Linked DNA regions of Homo sapiens: region 2 is linked to region 1. The links are chromatin loops, found by intact Hi-C in ENCODE. Cell type or tissue: heart left ventricle. All regions are shown on one strand.

What was found. Peaks named below come from ENCODE experiments on the same cell type or tissue, not always from the same donor. Only the 100,000 strongest peaks of a DNase experiment are listed, where the experiment ranks them.
Region 2: a loop joins it to region 1, with 11 times the contacts of the local background. A loop is called at or near these places in 8 of 110 quality-filtered maps.

Annotation. Positions count from the first base shown.
Region 1 is chr6:108,941,002-108,949,001 of GRCh38, forward strand. The region is part of intron 12 of ARMC2 (armadillo repeat containing 2); the gene reads left to right. Among named protein-coding and RNA genes, the nearest start is that of ARMC2-AS1, 21 kb to the left of the region's middle. RefSeq lists an enhancer at 4,360-4,916. In heart left ventricle, no CTCF peak of the experiment used is centred here; DNase peaks (open chromatin) are centred at 4,230 and 5,000; H3K4me3 peaks cover 1,340 bases; H3K27ac peaks cover 6,630 bases.
Region 2 is chr6:108,844,542-108,852,541 of GRCh38, forward strand. ARMC2 (armadillo repeat containing 2) reads left to right here and starts at 3,881. Exons shown (of 18, transcript NM_032131.6): 1 at 3,881-4,005. RefSeq lists a silencer at 4,139-4,238. In heart left ventricle, no CTCF peak of the experiment used is centred here; DNase peaks (open chromatin) are centred at 3,850, 4,170, 6,260 and 6,689; H3K4me3 peaks cover 2,040 bases; H3K27ac peaks cover 3,915 bases.

The DNA of each region.
Region 1 (8,000 bases):
GTCCTAGCTACTTAGAAGGCTAAGGCGGGAGGATTGCTTGAGCCCAGGTTGCAGTGAGCCATTGATCACTAGCTAGCTAGCTAGACAGACAGACAGACAGACAGACAGATATTTTAGACTAAAAACTTTAAAATAAAATTGAATATGAACAGACTTAATGAGAAGAGCCTAAGGGGCTCTGATGAAATTTCTCTGTGACTTCTCCTCTTCAAAGCCAATTCCATATTTCAAGTTGTAGCTCTCTTGTCTGCTCCCCTGTGAGGCCTCCCAAGCAAGACCAGTCAATTTCTCCCTCATCAGTGCAACATTTTTAAGACTTTAACATAGCTGATACCCCCAGCTAGTACACTCAGAGCTAAGAACCCAAGCAGTATGCCTATGGCCTTAACCACTTCACTATTATTAAGAAAAACTATACAAATCTTAGCGATAAGGTATGGAATAGGTGGAGGCATGTCCTGACAAAGGCATGCCAGGGCATTGTTTAATGACCCAATCAGGGATTAATTCCCTAGGCCAACATATTGGTGTTTGAACTTGCTGTTTACTATTTGGTTAGATACCAGACACAATAAAGTTACATGTTAATTTGTAGGTTTCAATCTGGTAGACAGGATCACCTCAAAAGTTATGGTTTTATTACTTTGTAGGCATTTGTCAGGTTTGTATATAACCCAGAAATTTTAAGTGCTTGTAAATTCCCGGTTCTTCAGTTGTGCTTGGAACAAAGTTTACCGTGGTATCGGCCCCCTCATTAATGAGTTAAATACTTTTGAAGTGTGTTCATTTTATGAGCCCATGAGAGTCATGTTTTTAACTTTTAAAAAATTATACTTTGACTCAATACTTTTACTTATAATAAAGATTGAAATGTTGTAGTTTTAAGTCATTACTTTGATTTTTTTCCAGTAAGAAAAATACATAATTTATATTTTCCTCAAAACCAAAATATTTTAGAAGAGCAGGGAAAGAGTTTAGGCTACAAGGAAGTAGTTGTGTGTCCCAACCACTTCCTAAAATCATTAACCAGAAATTCCCATAAGTCTTCATAAACATTTCTTTAGTGGTTCTCCAAATGGTTATCATTATGCAGCTGCCCTATCCACTACTGCGAGTTCCTAAACAACACAGACTTTGTCCTGATAGACCGAGATGATGCTTGGCAAAGTAAGCTCATAAGTGCTGGAAGAAAGAATTTTGAGTGTGTGAAATGCTTTGGCACCTGTAAGGTGTTAAAAAATATTTTTTCTAGTACTCGAGTGCTTCTTCCTTAAATATGTACTTTCTTCTTCCTAGTTTGGAGGAAGAAATAATAAGAATTTTTTTCCCACAATTTTCACATGGGTGGGCTGCCATAAAAAGCAAAACAGAATCCCTTCAGACCAGCATGGCATCTTAGTTTCATGTTTCCCATGTCCCAGGTGGCCGATCAAATATGATTTGTTTTTCCTCTTAATGTTCTGATGTGAGTGTATTGATCTGCAGTGGTTAGACACTTTGCCGCAACTGGGATTTACTTGAATGTTGAGGCTTGGAACTGATTGTGGAGACCTGAATCAGCCTTCCAGCAACTTATTTAAACAGAATTATTACTTCCTATAATTATTTTTTTTTTCAGCTCCTGGAAACATCCCTGCAAGACTAACTTGGGTTGTAGAGAAATACTCTGGAAGCTTTGTAGTCTCTTAATATACACAGCCATTGCCAAGTGATTAGACAATCAGAAAGAGTCAGTAGACCTTCCCTGTTTTTGTTCTGGGAGGTTAGTATTGCTTCTGTCTTGAAAGCCTGAGGACTACATTTAGGATCAGCATAGGTTTCATTTTTCTAAGACACACTTTTAAATCAAATCATGTTTATGGCTAATCGCGTTTTCAAAAAACATAGAAACAGAAATCTAAAATGAACAAGAAAGAAAAGAAAAAAACCCTTTATAGTGATAAATGAAATGTCACCTACACATGCCTCTTGAACTGATCTTATCAGCGGATGGGGAGCTTCACAGGAAGCTGCCGGTCGCTGCTGCCGTCCACAGAGGGGGAAATCCTGTTTTGAACCAGGTAGCACCAGGGCCGTTTGCTGTTGGAAGAAGTAGAATATTTCCTCCCCATCTGCTGTTGTTTTCCATTAAAGGGGATAAAAATTAGAATTACATGAGAAGATACCAAAAGTCACAAAATTTTCCATTATTTTTACATTCTTTTTCTCTTGTCAAGGTAAAGTCTGATTTCAACATATGAGAAGTCTGAATATACTTTATATATTCGAGTATATAAAGTCTGAATCAAGTCCATCGACAGGAGGGGTTGTGGTGTGGTTTCACTTTTCTATACAACTGTGCTGTGAGGGGTATTGATGAGGAATAAGGATTTATATTTACAAGAATTCATATTATTTTTTAAAAAGCATTATTATAAAGACAAATAATGGGTATTCAAGTGGTGAGATTTCTAATTTTTTCTTGATTTAAATCAGAGTGGCTCCCCAACTTGGCTTATCATCAGATTTGCCTGGGGAGCTTTAAAAATACAGGTGCTTAGCTGGGCACAGGTGGCTCAGATTGGCCTGTAATCCCAGCACTTTGCGGCAGATGGATCGTCTGAAGCCAGGAGTTCGAGACCAGCCTGGGCAACATGGTAAAACTCTGTCTCTACAACAACAATTAAAAAAAAACCCACAAAAATTAGCTGGGTTTGGTGGCCCATGCCTGTAATCCCAGCTACTTGGGAGGATGAGGCAGGAGAATCACTTGAGCCTGAGAGAAGGAGGTTGCAGTGAGCTGAGATCGAGCCACTGCACTCCAGCCTGGTTACACAGTGAAACCCTGTCTCAAAAAAACAAAACAAGACAAAACAAAAGGAACCCTTAAACCTATTTTCAACTTAAAATTTGAGTTTAATTAAAAATTTTTTTAAATTAAAAATAGAAATACAGGTGCTCAGGCCCCACCCAGAGAGATTCTGATTCAGGTCTGGGATGGGGCCCAAGAACCTATTTTTAAGAGACTTCTCAAGTGACTCAAATGAACAGCAGGTTTTGAGACCCTATGGTTTAAGTTATTAAGGTGGTTCTTTAAAACCATTTTCTCCAGTATTGACAGCAGAGGGGTTCCCATAAAACCTCAAAAGATTTTAAAGTGATTAATCAAATCAGCCACACAGAGTCAGTCTTTCTCTACAGGAGCAGAGCTGACAGTGATTCTTCCTGACAAAGTAGGAACCAAGTTGACAAGACCCACCAGGTGCTAATGTAGGCTTCCCAGTAAGTGGTAAGAACCACTGGCCCTTTGCCTTTTGCACAGGCAGCTGAGGAATGATTTCTTAGCTGGAGAACACAGGATGGTACATTAGTCTTTTCCACAAATTTTCGCTGCCAGACTTGTGTCAAAATAAGTCCTGGGACCAAATCTAGTTTGAAAAAGGTGCTCATCACACTGATGAGGCTTCAAGCACTGGCCAGAGTGGCTCCCTCAGGAGAGATGGGCACAGGCTCTACTCCTCAGGACCCTTAGAGCCGCCTGTCCAAGGGAGGGTGCCTTCAGTTCAGTTGGCTAGACAAGCTGCGAGTTGCTGATTCATTTGTTAGTGAAACAAGCACCAAATTTCATCTTTAAAATAATTCCTGCAGATATCGTGTTTTGAGACAGTTCAGTATATACCCATATCTAAATGTTGTAGTTTGCAACAGTTAAATTGAGAGTGATGAGTTCACTTAGAATATGGTCCGCTTTACACCCCCTCTGTTTGCATAATGGCCCTCAGTGAAGTGGGCCTCCGTTTCCATCTGTATGTGATGGTTATGTGCATGGCCTGGGTTTCTGGCTCACCAACAGTCTCAATGAAAAGGCATCTACTCCTCCCAGCTCTCATAAATGACTTCCGCAGGGAGAGCAAGGGAAACTTCTTTGGCTCATATCTGTGTGGTTAATTTGTCCAAGATCCATGATGCAACTAGTAACTCCAGTTCCCACACACACAAAAACTGAGATGAAACAGCCTCTCGTTCGGCTTAATGCCGTATGAAAGCTAAACTTTAGAGTTAGGTAAAATATCTATTAAAAATGCTGGCCAAAATTCAATTAAATGACAAATCTCATTTAAGAAATGTGCACATATTGTCTGCTTTATGGTGTAAACTGCTTTTGGTACAAAACAAATGTGCAAGCAGATGGGCTTAATAACGAAGGAGGGAGTGGGGTTGCTATCAGCCTTTGGGAGGCAGAGCCTGCCTCAGGAGGCGCCTCTGACGTCAGTGTTGCTACATTTAGCATCTCAGGAAAATACATTTGGGTTTGTTTTTTGGAAGAACATGAAGGGATTTTCCCCATTTCTTCTGTAAATATCTACTAGGCAAGAGATCTGGTAAAATGCCTCAAATAAGACTTTCAAAAGACTGGCAATATTTTGCAAAGGTCATGATCAAAAAGAACAACCTTTGTCTACATTCCTATCACATGTGTCCATTGACCATTTAACTCTCTCCACGTTTAGATACGGTTAATTTCTTGTTTCTTTTACCACAGAGCTTCCAGATGCAGCAGGACTGTCGTCAGAGCCTTTGCAAACCCTGGGAACTGCCAGACTCATTCTTGGTTGTGCTGCTTTTAAAGTCCTACCTCTCTCATTCTGTTTAGACTTCTATAGGCATAAGCTGCTGTCTTCAGCCATGTATGCACAGTGAACACTGATTTGGAATGCTTAGCCATCGTGGTATCAGAAATGAGAGCTGGAATGTCTGAACAGTGTGGGCTGAAAGCAAAACCACCTCCATTTTTCTAGCTGTTCATCTTGAATGTGACCACAGCCTTTCAGCATTCCAGAGAGGTGCCTTCTCTTCCCCGCTATCCTCTTTGGGCCATCAAGGATTGGTTAGGAAGGTGCCCCCACCCCTTCCCCTGGTGCCTTTGTAGGGCGACTTGGCTCCCAGCTTGTCCTCTGCCTCCTGCCTGACAGGAGCACGCCCTATGGCTGTCTTCCCAGCCCCTCTGCAGGCACATTCCCAGCGGGTGCTGAGAGCATTTGGCTGAGCTTGCTCCTTTTTTCAGCCTTGGCCTTGGTCTGCGCCCCTGACCGGGCAGGCTGTACAATACGCCCTTAGCTTGTTCATTCTTTCCAGCTCCTGCCGGCTTTGCCCTTGTGGAACTGGCTCTTACCCCGCTCAGCACGGAACCCAAATGCCTGATTTATGTCTGCTGGCTTGAAAAAGAACTTAGCACAGTGAAATTCTAGCATTGGCCTGGTACTTTTGAGTGACATTCAGAGGCATATCGTGGGTGCTCAATAAATGATTGCTGATAGAACAGATAGATGGATGGAGGAATCAAGCGTAATCTCTTCTGGTTTTAAAATGATTTTCTACTTAGATTCTTGGCTTTGAGTCTCCAACATTTCAGATTCTTCGATTTTATCTAGTTAAACACGTAGGCAAACTCTTGACCCACTTTCAGTGCCCTATGGTCAGTTAGCATTTTTGCAGTAGTGCACAGTCTGTCTTCCAGTTTGCTAAAATTTATCTGTTCTTCAAGCCACCTGCAAGCTCAATTAATGTTTGAGTTTTGTTTGAGGGTGGTAAGTTGGATAAACAAAGCAAATTGTAAATCCTGATTCAGCTCTCAGGCACGAGAAGTTTGTAACCATATTTTAAACAGGGTATTTTGATTAATTTTCTGGTTAATAGAGAGTTCGGATTTTAAGTATATTTACATCCCCTTCCATTTCAACCCATTCTTACAAATTTTTCTAAAATGTGTTCCTTTACTTAGTGGAAGCAGTTCCCTCCTAAGTGGAGTCTGCTGAACATAGTTTATTCTTTCTGTGACAGCTTGATATTGTTTCTTCCCCACAGTCAACATTATGCACATGAGTTATTTTAAGGTACGGGAGGAAGGGTGTGGGAGTCGGGGAGGAATGTGTTCACTGTGGCTGGCCATGGGCAGAGAGTAATGTGAGGTAGCAAAGAAGTGGTTGCGTGGGGCCAGATGATGCATTAGATGCTGGCTTTGACATTCATTTAATAGGCAGTAGATGTTTTTGAGCAAAGGGAAGAGCTGTGCTTTAAGAAGTGGTGTTAGGGTTGATGGCAGAGGGAGGAGCCTGGAAAGGGCCTCTGACAACAGTCTACAGGCAGATTAGCCCAGGTCGGCATGGGCAGGAGGGAGCTGGGGAACATTTTGAGATGACAGAGTCGAGGAGACTTGGTGACTGCTTGGTGAGGGGATGAGATAGAGAGGAATCAGAGATGCTGGGGCTGGGGGACTGGGAAGATGATGATGATTAGCAATGAGGAGTTGGGCTGAAGGTGGTTTTGGAAACCATCTGTGTGTACAGAGATGATTGTTCAAGTCCTGCCTCTTCTCTTCACCAGTGTTTGACTTTGGGCTTACTTAATGAGTCTCCTGAAGCCTCAGTTTCAACATCTCTAAATAGGGGTAAAAATGTCTTTCATTGGCTTTAGGCCAATGTCTCTCCCATGGAAAGTAACATGCAACAGCTACTGCCAATGCTGCCACCATTGGAACTGGACATAGACCATCCTGGTGAGCAGTGCCCTGTTCCTGGTTTTATTCCAGTTAAAGTAATTTCATTCACAGGCTTGTGGGGCCCATTCAGATTGAGTAACTTGTTTGCTCATTGGGGCATAACATCTGCGAAACTAATGACAATATCCCTCAGGCTCTAACTGGAAAGCTCTGTTGAGGTCAGTCTTCTTCCTCTAAGTGTATCTGTTTGTCTAAGCTCTGGTTGGCCGTAGCTGTTGCTAGGCTGATTCTGTTTTAAGCAAAATTAGAAAGTCGATATGAACTGGTTATACTAGACTGCCTTCTTTAGGAAAAAAAAAAAAAGCTCTCTCTTGATTCATCTTCAGTTTGCTATTTCAAAATCACATAGTTATGATATGAATATGCAACATTGTGTTAAATTTAATAAAAATGCTATAAAAATGGAGTGTTAATTTATAGATGATTCTCAGATATTGTCTAAGAATAAAGGAGAGAATGTGTGCCTCAAAGGAGAGCTGCATATTGATGAAATCCTTTTCCGCTGTGGAATTGGTGCTCTCTCTAAATAGATGATTTTGGCCTTGGTTTAATTTTTACAAATCTTTATAGAATATTAAGTAATATTTTATAGACTTGAGATGGCTCGGGCTGTGGAACAGTAGATAATCTCTCCATGATCCTGCCCAACGCAGACCTTGGTTCAGTAGGGAGGACCTTGGAGTGCACGGTTTGGGAGCAGAGGCCACCCATGGTGAGGAGAGGGGCCCTAGAAAGCTGACTTGCTCAGCCTTCTTCAGGATTCCAGATGAGTCAAGACAAGCCCTGGCATGGAGATAAGAAAACACTACCTCTGCTGACCTCCTGTGAGATGGCTTCTATTTTGGCCTCTTCCAGGATCCCTAGGTCCATGTAGAATATATTTAAGAAGGGAGGGGAAAAAAAGAAAAGAAAAAGTGCCTTAGCTAACCCTGAAAAACAGGACAAAAACAGTAAGCAGAGATAGCAGTTGCTGGAAGTTTGGTGCTGCAGACGGCGCAATCTGCCATCCCATTTGTTGATCTCGCATGCCATGCTTCAGTTGGCACCGCGGCTGCCAGGAACCACCCCCTCCTTTTCCATCTGAAGCAGGAAAAGCAGTATTATAACAGTGTTAACTCTTCCTGCCCTACAGCCTAGAGCTTCTTCTTCTGCACTGGAGGCTTACTAATCTCGGCCACGTTAGGACCTACAGAGATGACAGAATCGAAGAATTTTAGAAGAGGAAGGGGCCTGAGGGAATTTTTAGAAAAAGAAAAGCAGCACTTAGTCTTCCCAGATTAGACTGCATGTGACAGTGGGGAGAGGTCATTTGAATTTTGAAGAATGATGACCACTAAGGAAATCTATTTTTTACCAGGATCTGATCTAAATCCTGGCAAATCAACACGGATAGCTGGAGGTGGGACAGGGCTGGAGAAGCCTACTGAGCTGGACTCAGAGAAAAGCAAGACCAGGTAGATGG
Region 2 (8,000 bases), 96 kb before region 1:
CCTGAAGCAGCCCAGTTCCAGTGATTGTTAAACAAAACAATAAATGTCCTTGGCGTGTAAGCTACTTTTGGTGGAATATTCTGTTATTTGCAGGCAAAAGCTTCCAAAAGATACAGGCATGCTCACTTAGTAATGTCTCATAGGTGAGTTGGACAAAGAATATTGGGTTTCTGATTGTCTTAATTGGTCCCTTTTAACATCCAAGAGTTGTTCAGGATGAAGTAATTCATAGTTACAATCCTACTGACACTGACATACTCCCTGAAAACTAGAACCTCCTCCCTTCCAGTGAAATGCAGGGTCCTTAGAGACTCTGTAATCTACTGGTAATTAAATGGACCCTCATTAATTAGCACTCCTGTCAACAACTTGGCAGCTTGGTGGAGCACGTGGCCTGGGGTGGCAGGGGTGGTACGGGATAATGTACTTAAAGGTAAAGTAATACTTAGGTGTACAGGTCACAGCTGAGGCCTAATAAAGACAGGATTTACATAAACATTTTAGCTGATAAGTTTTAGGACAATTCCACAGTCTCATGTCTATCCAGTTCCATGAAGTTAGTTAATTTTCATTGAATTGTAAATTTCCAGCGAGTTGCATTTTAATGTATTTGTGCCTTTAAATTTGTATGCAAAGATTGCATAGGCTGTCAATTTGATGAACTCCTCACACTATATTGTGTGATATATATAATTAAAGCACCAAGATTCTATATTGACAAAAGCAGAAAGTGTCTTGAAGTGAATATTAGCATTCTAAATTGGCAATTTTCATTCCATGCCAGAAGTATTTCTTCCCCCTGTGAGTCACAGCTCAGTTGTAGTCATAAAAATCACTGGGTGGTGGGGGGGAGTGGGGGGAATTGTGAACATTAAAGAAGTATTTATTTAACCTGTATCTTTTCAAGAATATATCTAATAGGTAAATTAGGATGAGCTATAGATATTAAACAGAGGTGTATGTGATAGAAACTATGATATAAACTGTAAAATCTACTAGTAGAGTCTGTGGATAAAAAGCATCTATGAGTTCATCATTCTGTTACAATTTTTGCATCTGAGACTGCATAAGATTGTATCATTACCCAATCTCCTGCCTATATAATTCTTGCTTTAATTCAAAATCCAGAAATTCAGAAGCCATTTTCAAGTGAATGTAAAGATTCTTCAGTTCCTCTTGATCCCTATAGCCCCATGCAGCTCTGGGATAAGTGAGAGGAGGAAATAAAGAGCATAGCTTGACACCTTCAGTAGCCTAGAAAGTACCTTTCCATGCTGGGGGCAAAATGCATGTATAATAGCAGCATGGCGTACTGAACTTGGGCATCAAGAATCCCAGATCTGAAGGTCCTTTTACTAGCTATGTGCCTGTGGGCTGATCACTTCACCTCCCTGAACCTCAGTTTTCTTCCATCTCAAATTGAGATACCTACTTTCCAGGCTTATTGTAAACTCCAAATTAGACAAAAGAAGTGAAGTGTTCCAAATAAAAGCAATTTGGGAACCATAAAGTGCTTTATAAATGTCAGATACTTATAATACTTTGTCTTCCTCTTTAATCTCTCTAAAGTGTGTGAAACATGTCAACAGTTTTGTTTCTAAAGCAATGCCACTTACAAAACCGATGTGAAATAGCCATCAGGTAGCTGTGGAGAAACAGCCAGGTCAGTATAATACGCCACTGCTGTTGACAGCCTAAGTATTTTCTCATATAGCGTCCTTCAGTGAGGTAAGTTGGGGAGCTTCATTGCTTCAAATAACTGCTTCCTCTAATTCTGCCCATGTCATTCTTTTCAATTGTGCTAATTTGCCCGGCAGATATTTCCTGGCCAGCTGAGTTGGGTAGCATCGGGTTCCAGTAGCTTGCTTATGGTCTATTTTAGACCAAGATCCTAGGGTGCAAGACCACAGCTAGTAATTGGCTGTACCAGAGGTTTTTAGGTTGATGTTTCCACTGAGATGGTAATTATGTAATCATCAGTTCCAAGTGAGGTGAGGCAGAGTCTCCATAGGGCAGGTTACAAAGAAACCTAAAACCCCCTCAGCCTCTCACCCAGGCTGAGGCTAAAAATAAGGGGTCAGAGAGTGGAAAGGGAAGATGTGTGGGGAAACTTCTTTGGAGAAAGGAGTGTGGGGTGCTATGCCCTTCATCTCAAGCCAGCGAGAGGGGCTTCCCCAGGGGCCTGGGACTGCCAGAGACTGTAGTTAGGTGGCCTGGAGAACTGGAGCCTGACTCACTCCTGGGTAAGCTAAAGCTCCCTCCTATGGCAGCCTAGAAGGGGCTGCACCCAGACAAGCCTGAGCTCTCAGAATCACTAGGGTAACAGATGTGTAGGGTTTCCCTTGGGACCTATCTAAAGGGGCACTGAAAGGTGGAATAAACCCTGGGTTTTTAGGATTTCCAGAAGCCCCCAGGAGGGAGGTCCCCATCAGTGGGAGACTACAAAGGACCAGGAAAGACCTACATGAGCTGCTTTAACCATAAGCCAGCACAGCAAGCTTGAAGCTGCTCAACTCCAGGAAGAAATGCTCCATCTCCTTCCTTCTCCTCCTCCTCCTCACTGCCAGTTTGATCCAAGCTGGGCCTTAAACAACCTCTAGTGAATAGAGGGGCGGGTGGGGGTCGGGGACAAGCCTAAGCCTAGTGCACCCCTTCAGGGAAGGCCAGCTAGAGACCTTAAGCCTGGGGCTGGAATGGGGGAGGAAGACTTTTTGAAGTTTGATGCATTTGTTTATATCTTGCACCCAACATTATAGTTTTGAAATGAAGCTGTGGTTGAGATTTAGTTACAACAAGACTGTCAGTTATCTAAGAATGAGCAGAAAAATCCAGGGCTGTTTCGGGTCCTAAAATTATCCAATCAACGAATAGGTATTTATTTTCTGTTATGTTTGAAATCCTCTTGAGTATTTTGAAGAATATTTACATTCCTTTAGTTCAGGTTAGTATAATTTCCCACCTGGCACGATGCCTTACACATAGTATGTGCTCAAAAATATTTTCAATTTAATTATTCTTTACAAGATGCTTAGCACCAAGGGAAGTGGCATTTTCCCAGTGTTGATGACAAATAGCACTTCAGCTGGAAAATCTCCATATTTATAAAACGTGGTGCAAACCTGAATGGAGAGTGCTTATGATCTCACTTTTATTTAACACTGTACAGTGTTGCTAAATGGTCTAACAGGAGAAAAGGGAATTTAAACTAGAAACACATAAATGGAGTGCTTTTTGCCGTTCAACTGTGATGATGCACGAACAAAAAACGATTGGCCACGGGAGACCTAGACTGGAATCTCCTTCTCCTGCTCACTACACCTCAGGCCCCCAGTTCCTCTCCTGTGGATGGGGACGCCAGGCTGCCTACCTCAGACTCAGAAGGTACGATTACGTGCATACACTCTGCGAACTGAAGGGCTGTACAAATGCAAGGGCTTAATAACAGCCAACAGTTTAATATTCGTTGATTGCCACGTGCATAGCGCTTTACATCTATTTTCTCATGCAGTCTTCATAACAGCCCAAGACCTACCTAGGTACTATTATTAATATTTCCTGCCACTTGACATCGGAGGAAACAGAAGCTCAGCAAGTGGCTCCAGGTTATACAGAGCCCTAACCTGAGCCAGTAAATCCTTCTTACCCACAAGCATTAAGCTTCCGTCCTGCCTGCTGTTATTTAACAGAGGTGCTGGGATCCGGCAGGGGAGCAACAAATGTGGTTCGGCAAATTGCTAAACGAAAAGCGGACACCCGCCCACGACGCCTGCTCTGATCTGACCTCCCGGCCTACAGCCCTCTCCAGGCTCCTCCCACCCGCTCCGGCCGTCGCCACGCCTCGGAGCTTCTACGCATGCGTTGGCGGGACCCGCGCAGGCCCAGTGGCCGAGCGGCGTCGTGGGGTTACCCCGCCCGCGCCAGCGCTGCATCCCTGGCCGCTACCCGGGGAGAGCCGGAGGATGAATTGAACCTCGCAGCCGCTGCTATCTCCAGTGCTCATCACAGGTGCTTTGGGTCAGGTCGGAAGCCTCCTTCCCTGAGCCCTCGCCAAGCTCATTCCCCGGCCCGCCTCTCCCGCCCTGCAGCGGCCTGGCCCTGCGGTCTGGCTGCCGGGGCGGCGGCGGGAGGTAGTTTGTGTACGGTTACCATGGAGACGCTGGCTGCGGGGCGAAGTGGGAGGGTGGCCGGGCGGGGTGAGGATGCTGCTGCGCCCTGCCCTGGCCGGGACCGTGGAGGAGCGGGCACTGCCGTGGGTGGGGGAGCCGCTGTCCGAGCGGGAGGTGAGGTGTCCCCAGCGGCTCCCCAGGGACCCTTCCTGCCGTCGTCCGCCTGTGTGTCCTCGGATGGGGTAGAGAGACGATGAGTGCCCTGTGCATGCTGTCAGGGGTCCGGAGCGGTTGTCTTTTATTTATGTACTGTCGCACTTAGCCAAGTGCGTGGTGCTTAATAAGAAGCCCAGTAATATTTGTTGAATGAGAGTGGTAGACTAAGGGGCTTTGTCTAGGCAGGCGGTGACCGGGCCAGAGTCATACAGTTTATATCTGGGCACTTCCAGGCAACAGGGCCTCAATAAATAAAAACGTATGTGTAACAATATTTAACATACTTTAAAATCATGGAGTGTATACATAATGCCTTTTGTGATCCATTCCCACAAGTAACACAACAGATCTTACGTCCCACCCTGATTTATAATAATTATACTTTAATTTGGTTGAAAAGCAAGCACCATTTATTATATTTATCCTGGTTTCTTAATCTATGGGATTCTGGTTGTTGATGTTGATTTGGCATAGCTGATATTCAATAAAATGCTTAATAAAAATTATCTGTTTTCATAAAGGCAAGTACCACCACCCACCTTTTAAAAGGAGAAGTACGTAATGTAAATGACGAGTTGATGGGTGCAGCAAACCAACATGGCACATGTATACCTATGTATCAAACCTGTACATTGTGCACATGTACCCTAGAACTTAAAGTATAATAATAAAAAAAAACTTATGTATAGAAACACTGAACAAACGTCATTCTCTCTTTTGCAATTTCTTTTTTTAAATGTAGTTTTTCATTCGTGGAAATGATTTTGCTGTATCCTTTTATCATGTAGCACTTGGGCAATAATTGTTAACATCTTTAAGGGCCATATTTTAAAATGTTAACATTTTTAAAGCACTGTGCTAACGCACTTTACATGTATTATATCATTTAATTCTTCAAACAATCCTATGGGGCAATTATTATTACTATCCACCTTTTATAGATGAGGAAACTGATGCTTAGAGATATTAGAGGCATTGCCTAAGGTCACATGGCTGTGAATTGTCAGCATTTAAACCCTTAGTCCAGCATCTAAGCACTTAACCACTGCCTCTTTGGATGCTCATATTAATACAAAAATGATTCAGAGTTATGGAAGGGTCCTGAGTATTTGATTTGCAGGGAAGACTGTGAAGCTGGCCTGCTTTTCCCCTGTTGCAGACATCCTGGTAGTGCAGTGTTGCATTTAGCAAGAAGGCTCTGGTTCCAGTGGCTATTAGCAGCAACGATAAAGACAGGTCTTTATAATTAGTTATAAACTTCTATAAATTATGACTCTGAGCTTTCACCCAGACCAGTAGGAAATATCTTGTTGAAAAAAAAGTTCTTCACTTTCAAATTTCCTACTGCTGGTGGTGTTCACCCTCTAGAGGTCCTGTGGATACCATGGACTCAGGATAGTGTGATGCAAGACAGAACTCAGCCTCTTTCTTCTTTCCTCTTGAAATCAGCTTCTCCTCCTGTTTCTTTTAAAAGGTCCCTTGCCCTCTGGCTCCCCTAGGTTTGCATACCTAGTGTTGTTTCTGGCCTCTTCCTGGAATCATGGATGCCAAATCCTGTTAATTCTGTTCTCAGTGCACCTCACTTGTTCTCATCTCTCCTCTAACCTCTGCTTCACCTTGACTCCTGTATCTCAGGCTTTCCGTACTTCACTCATTCGTCACAACATTGAGTCCTACTCTGTGCCAGGCAACTTGAAATAAAGGCAAGACAGGGAAAGGAGGCTAAATCTGAACTCATCTGACCACATAACATCAAAAATCAGATTTGAAATAAGGTCCAGATTTCATAATTCACTGTAACAAATATCTCCAGTTAGAGAAACTATGCAGCCTTCATCTGAAAATGTCTTAGCTCAAGTCTATATTTAAAAATGGAGTCTAGTGATTACGTAAGTGTTGACCTTCAGCTGTGCCTCACGTGGACGGTTGGGGCAGAGAGTCTCGGGCCAACACCACATGTACAGGGAATTCTAACACAGTGGGAGAGTGGAGTGGCAGAGACCAGCCCGGGGCCTTTTGGAGTCTGGACGAGGGGCACTTAACTCAGGCTAGCAGGGTGGGAGAGGCATGTCCAGGAAAGCTTCCTTGAGGAAATGACCTTTGAGAGTTAGCTGGGTGATTACATAAAAACTGTCTGATTTCACTACTTCTGATCTTTGCCCTCCTTTCCTTCCTGCCCATCTCTGCCAGATCACATCATCCCTCAAAATGTTGTATTTGATCTGCTCATCAACTTTTGATTTCTCGCCATTTAATTTATTTGGTTCAGCCCCAATGGCCATTTTCAGAGTTCCCTCTTGTCCACACACACCCTGTATGTCTTGATGCTCTGCGCTGGCTCACTTGCCGACTTTGTTGGAACTTCCTTCTCTACTCCAGCTCCAGTGCCAGCCACTGCCACTTGCTCAAATTCAGCCCTTCTTTCACAACCGAGCTCAAGCACCACCTCTTCCAGGAAGTCTACCTGATGTCTTCCCCCAATCAGAAATCTCTTCTTCCTTTGTGATCACATAAGTAATTTGTCTCTATTGTTTTTATTGCTGCCATCAGTTTCTACCTTGTATTTAAATCATTTGAGTATAAGCAGGGTAAATACTCACTGGGTACGTACCAGGAAGGCTGCTCCTGTTGGGAAAATATTGGGGTCTCTGTGTGAATGGGTTAATAGTTGCAGCCCCAATGCCTCTAAGTGCCCCACCTCCTACCAGCCATCTAGTGGGTAAGAGTTTGAATATTATCTGTGGGCATATATCATAGCTTTTTTTTTTGTATTGCTTAAGACCCTGTCCAGACCATGGATTACATGGTGGCTCACACCTGTAATCCCAGCACTTCAAGAAGCCAAGGAGGATAGCTTGAGCCCAGGAGTTTGAGACCAGCCTGGACAACATAGTGAGACCTCATCTCTAGTTATTATTATTATTTTTTAAAAGATTCTATCCACCTTGCAAAATTGTTGTGGGGTTAATTGAGATAATGCAGTCAAGAGTACTTAGCACAGTGCTTGGTGTTAAAGTAAATGTTTATCTCACATTAGTGGTTCTTCTTGCTTGAGAGTGAAGACGGTCTTTTATTCCTCTTTGTGTTTCCTCTTCTGTGTTTCCCAGAGATCTAAGCAGAGGGCTTTGCACATAGGAAACAGTTAATCAGTACTTCTAGCTGAGTGGATTTGCTCTACTTGGAAGGAAAATTTTGTAAAGTTAGAATTTCTGTAGGACTATTGTGTTATGGTTCAGGTATACTTTAAGTAGATAAGCTTTCAGGTCCTGAGTGATTAATTTTTCAAGTTGGCAAAAACCATCTATAATAATTTGTAGTTTAACAAATATCAATTTAAAAATCCTCCCCCCAAAGCCCCACTTCTAATTCTTCTAAGTCAGTTCACATGTATTATTAAATATTTCCATGATTGATTTAGTGAATATTAATATATGATCATAACATTGTGCAGATTTTACATTATTGTACAAGTTTCTCACAATATAATTGTTAAAGTGAGATTTGGTGGAAAAAAGAAGAAGGATAGAGAAAATTGTGTTAGAATTTTTGGTAAAAATTTGTAGACAAAAATATTTTTAGCCCTGTATCTACATTGTTTCTATCAGTATAGTATTTGGTCAGTCTAAATTCCTATATGCCCCCAGGTAATTCACAGAATTTTTAGAGTTTGACCTGAGT